2 separate regions of the Homo sapiens genome follow, and region 2 is linked to region 1. A link is a loop called in an ENCODE intact Hi-C map of the cell type or tissue named here. Cell type or tissue: chondrocyte. All regions are shown on one strand.

Region 1 (2,500 bases):
CTCCGAACCTCAGCTCACATCACTAATACATATGCATCATAAAGCAATTTCGATTCTTCAGGGAGAATTAGGTAATGATGTACACTTGGAAATTATAAGAAAAATGGAGCCACGCCTTAAATGTTGTGGTTAAAGACTAGAAACCACAATCTCTCAGCCCCTTACTATGGAGACTCCTTGAATAACAGAATCCTCTCCTGACTCCATGAATAATTGCCTGGAAGAGGGAGCAGGAGATGAGGGCTTTCCATTCAGTACATTTCAAATACCTATCCGGTGGACTCACTGGCTCCCTGCTGTTTGAAATCCTCATGCCAAACGGCTGCTGGGAGAAGTCACGAAGCCATGGATGGAAATAGCCCTGCCCACTGGGAGAAAGAGGATCTTGGAGGGCTTTCTTCTCATCCTCTTACAAATACCAATGAAGCATTTTTGCACCTCTGCCAGTTGCTATGGATACCAAGTGGGGAACACATGTAAACATTCGGCATGCGTGAGACACGCTGAAGTCCGCCAGTGCAAAGGTGGTTCCTCTTCTCCTTAGCTTGTCCCCTTTCTGGCTTAGAGCTGCAGCTTGCAGCCACATCAGTAAGCCCTGTAGTTTCAGGCCTCAGCGTGGCTCATTTTTAAGGAACTCATTTACCATGAGCCACTGGGAAATACCCTGCATTTAGGGTCATGAGACTTGAATTTGAAATACTTTCCTGCTAGTTCTTTAGTAGTAGAAAGTCACTCTACCTTCCTGAGCCTCCACCTTCTTATCTGCAAAATAGGGGAAAGAAAGAGAAGCAACTCATATGGGGAGGAGAGTGAGAACAAACACGACAGTCTTTGTAAAGATGAAAGCACTTGTCATGTTTGGGAGTGCTATTATGTAATTACTGGATGTTCCCAAAGGCTTGTCAAACTGTGGTTGGATTTTGACATTGGCATGTGGAAACGGGCCTGCTCACCTTCAGAATTAGCAGTTAGACCCATTGCTCCCTCTTAAGGTTTGGTGTGGATGCCTCCACCCCACAGAGAGGTTAGAGGAGGAACCCCGACCTTGGGGCTTGCTACTGGCACCTCTCCTCCCAATTTCTCGGGACCTCTAGGCCAACAGAGGCCCCATCTCACAGCCTTGCATCCAAATGAGAGAACAGCTCAGCCGCCAATCTCTTCCTACCTGTGAAAACACCCAGGTGTTTTCTTGTTACATAAATGCACTCTCAAGGTGAAGAAGGCAGCAGATCCAGCAGCAGGAACCTCCCTAAAGAGGCGCAGAGGGCCGGGGAGTGTGTGTGGACAAGCCCTGGTGTGCATTCCAGAGGCAGCCCCTCTCTGGCTAGCTGTGTGGCTTCTTTTGGGGTGTGGGAGGAGGGGCGGAGCCAAGGATTGGGTGTAGTCCTCCCTGGCTGACTGTGGCTGCCACCCACCATTGGAGAGGTCTCAGAAGGTTCCTCCCTATCTCCGTGGTAACCCGACACTGTGCTGTGGTGAGAAGAGGAAACTGCAAACAGAGTTGGCTCCTTCCACCAGACCCGTTCTGGAGTTCTAGATTTCTGCTTGTGGTGTGTCAATCATTCAATCAGACCTAACAGCAACTCCAGATTGCGGCTGTCAGAAGCCGTGGCCTCGCACGCCTTTCCTGGGCAACACCATCAGTCCACCAGGGCAGGCTGGACACATGGAGCCTGCGACTCTCCCCTGCCCAGTCCAGCCCCTGCTCCACTGCTGAGGAGCAGAACTCACCACATAGGAATGTGAGCAGCCAGGATGGGAGGGAGGTGAAGGATGAACGGGGAGCTGGGGCCAAAGAAGAGCCCAGCCAGGTCAAGAATTCCCCCAGTTCTCTTCCTTTGACACTCCACCCTCCAAATCGCACATCTGGAAGGAAAAATGAATCCCATATATATTTCAGAATTTCCATGAAGTTGAGAAGGGAGCACTATGGCATCTTGCAGGTTTTTCTGTTTTGCTTTTATTTTTATTTTTTTTTTTTTTGAGGTGGAGGCTCACTGTGTCACCCAGGCTGGAGTGCAGTGGTGGAATCTTGGCTCACTGCAAGCTCCACCTCCCAGGTTCAAGTGATTCTCCTGCCTCAGCCTCCCGAGTAGCTGGGATCACAGGCGCGCACCACCACACCTGGCTAATTTTTGTATTTTTAGTAGAGACAGGGTTTCACCATGTTGGCCAGAATGGTCTTGAACTCCTGACCTCAAGTGATCCACCTGCCTTGGCCTCCCAGCATCTTGCAGATTTTTGTTTGTTGTGTTTGCTTTGCCAGGAAAAGGAGGAGGTGAAAAGGGAGCCTTGAGGGAGAGAAGACATGATATTGACCATAACAGGTAGGAGGGGCTGGTGGGAGCTGGGAACATTCATTTGTTTAATTAGTCAATATGATGTGAGTAACCACTAAGTACCGAGCTCTGCTTTAAAGATTGAGGGGACAGCAATGAAGACAACAGGCTCCTGACCTCATGGAGCCTCCATTCTAGTGGCAGAGGCAGGCAATAAAAGT
Region 2 (2,500 bases), 280 kb before region 1:
ACACCTATTGAGTACCAAGTACTACACCCAGATATCATTTTCTTCCTTCTTTCTTTGGCTCAGGTCCTAGCTCCAGACCTTGTCAGCCACGTGTCCTGGAGCAAGTTATTTTCTCTCTCTTTGCCTCATCAAGAAGATGGACATAATAATAATTCCGTGCAGAGAGTTGCTGGAAGAACTCAGTATAAAGCAACTGGCTGACAGAAAGTGCTCTAAGTGCTAGTTCCTCTGTCATTTTGAGACCAAGCCAGATGTGTTAGAGATGTCCCTGGGGGAACTTGTATCCTGGAATTTGACAGCCTGGAGAGATCTGAAGGCATTCTCTGGTCCTGTACCCCAAATGAGGTTTGAAACCCTCCAATGAGCTCCCTATTTTGTAAGTTACAAAACCTTTGGCAACCGAGAAGAGGCATCTGTAGCAACTTTAGCTGTGTCCCAAGCTCCAAGCCATCCGCCCTTCCTTCCCCACTACCAGGCAACAGCCTGCTGTCTGCCTCCTACTCAGACATCCACGGTCTGGAACAACCCCAAAATTGTCATCTGGGGCAGAATACACAACACCCAAAAGATGGTTTTGCTTTCTGAACCTCACCTGCAGCCACTCCTGGCTTCTCCACTTCCCATCCTTTATGACATTCATGCTGCACACCTCCCCTTCTCTAGAGAGACAGTAAGCCTCTCCAGTGAGAGGCAGGGTGTGCAATAGTAACATGCATTGGCTCAGGAGTCCGACTTTGAGGGTCTGCCGCTGACCTGCTTTGTGAACTTCAGCAAGTTGCTCAGTCTCTCTGTGCCTTCTTCTTGTCCCCAATAGGAATAATAGTAGTGCTACCTCATCAGGTTTTTGAAAGATTCAAACAAGCCAAATGTGAAGCATTTAGAATGTGGCTGGCACATAGTAAGTCTTCAGTGAAGATTAGCTAGTATCATTGTCCTAAAGTGATAAATGTCACCAAAAGGGGGAGTAGATGCTGCAACTAGAAGTTGGATGTAGTCAGGCTGCTAAGACATGAGACCTGAAAATCCAGTTTGCTGTGGATTTGCCATGGATTCCCATGGCGACTCTCAAAAGCAAAGTTGCTCAAAGGCCATTTAAGGCTCATAAAGTCAATGGTTGTTTTGCCTAAGAAATTTTTGTGGAATGAACAAATACAACATAGTAAGGATAATCATAATAGTTACCATATGTTGCATGCCACATTCCAGGCACTTTCACATGTATTGATGGAATTAATTTTCACTACAGTCCCGTGAATAGTTATTATTATTATCATCTGTTGTATGAATGAAGTATTTGAGGTTCACAGATGTTAGATAATCTGTCCAAGGCCACACAGCTCATGAGTGTTGAAAGTAGGATTGGAATCTCAGGTGGTGCTCCAAAAGATGTCCACTGCAGGCCACAGGATTCTTTATTTTAACATATTTATCTATGGCTGCTATTAGGAACCAACTGAAGAACAGTCCTCTCTCAGATGTTATATCTCCTGTGAAAATTTCAGATTGGGATTGAAATGGCCCAGGGAGGGGCCAGAGACAGCTATGAAAGAGCCACAGATATGGTGAGGAGTGTGTCTAGATGATCCAGACACCTGCGGGGATTGTGCAGAGCAGAGCTCTGCATCAGGCCACATGCAAAACATCTTGGGCATCTGCTGTCTGGGGTAGATGGTAGTTTGGAGAGTCCCCTGGCCCGATCTCCACCATTGCCTATACCAGGTGAGAACTGAAGCTCCATTCTCTGTGCTAACCTCTGGTCAGATTAATAATTCTATATAGCAGCCTGAATCCTACCAATATGATGACAAAAGTCTTTAATTATTTATTTATTTTTGAGACAGGGTCTCACTGTGTCTATCACCTAGGCTAGAGTGCAGTGGTGTGAACGTGGCTCACTGCAGCCTCAACCTCCCAGGCTCAAGTGATCCTCTACTTCAGCCCTTGGAGTAGCTGAGACTGCAGGCAGGCATCACCATGCCCAGTTAATTTTTGTATTTTTGTGGAAGACTTGGTTTTGCCATGTTGTCCAGGGTGGTCTTGAACTCCTAGGCTCAAGGAGTCCTCCTGCCTAGGCCTCCCAAAGTGCTGAGATTACAGGTGTGAGCCACCGTACCCAGCTGACAAAAGCCTTTATTCCTTTCTACCCTAAGACTAAATCCAACTCTGTGGCTTAGACTCAGAGTCCTCTGTGTTCTCACCCATTTGTCCCCTCTTCTTAACCTAAAGGATTGCCATGATATGGGAGATTTTGATGCCTGACAAGGGGTGGGGGAAGCAGAAAGGAGGAGCGAGTAACAAAGGCCTTCTCCAGAAGTGAGGGAGGCCAGCCTGGACACAGAGGGCCTGTGTGCTATGTTAGGGAGCTTGATCTTTATATAGAAGACTATTGCTTCAGAGTATGTTCCTTGGATCAATAAATCCATACATCTATATAGTTCTTACATAAGAAAAATAAAACAAACAAAAAGTTAACATGTTCTGGGTAACTTTGGGTATGGCT

The links. Hi-C counts contacts between places; a loop is a spot of excess contacts. Peaks named below come from ENCODE experiments on the same cell type or tissue, not always from the same donor. Only the 100,000 strongest peaks of a DNase experiment are listed, where the experiment ranks them.
Region 2: it touches region 1 in a loop (2.4-fold over the local background); 2 of 110 quality-filtered maps call a loop at or near these places.

Annotation. Positions count from the first base shown.
Region 1 is chr11:35,081,655-35,084,154 of GRCh38, reverse strand. It overlaps LOC105376627 (a long non-coding RNA gene), which reads right to left and starts at 1,322. Exons shown (of 4, transcript XR_931194.2): 1 at 1-1,322. RefSeq lists enhancers at 625-774, 1,125-1,244. In chondrocyte, CTCF peaks have their summits at 1,290 and 1,490; DNase peaks (open chromatin) are centred at 1,354 and 1,684.
Region 2 is chr11:35,361,314-35,363,813 of GRCh38, reverse strand. The region is part of intron 1 of SLC1A2 (solute carrier family 1 member 2); the gene reads left to right. Among named protein-coding and RNA genes, the nearest start is that of SLC1A2-AS2, 56 kb to the left of the region's middle. In chondrocyte, CTCF peaks have their summits at 753 and 953; no DNase peak of the experiment used is centred here.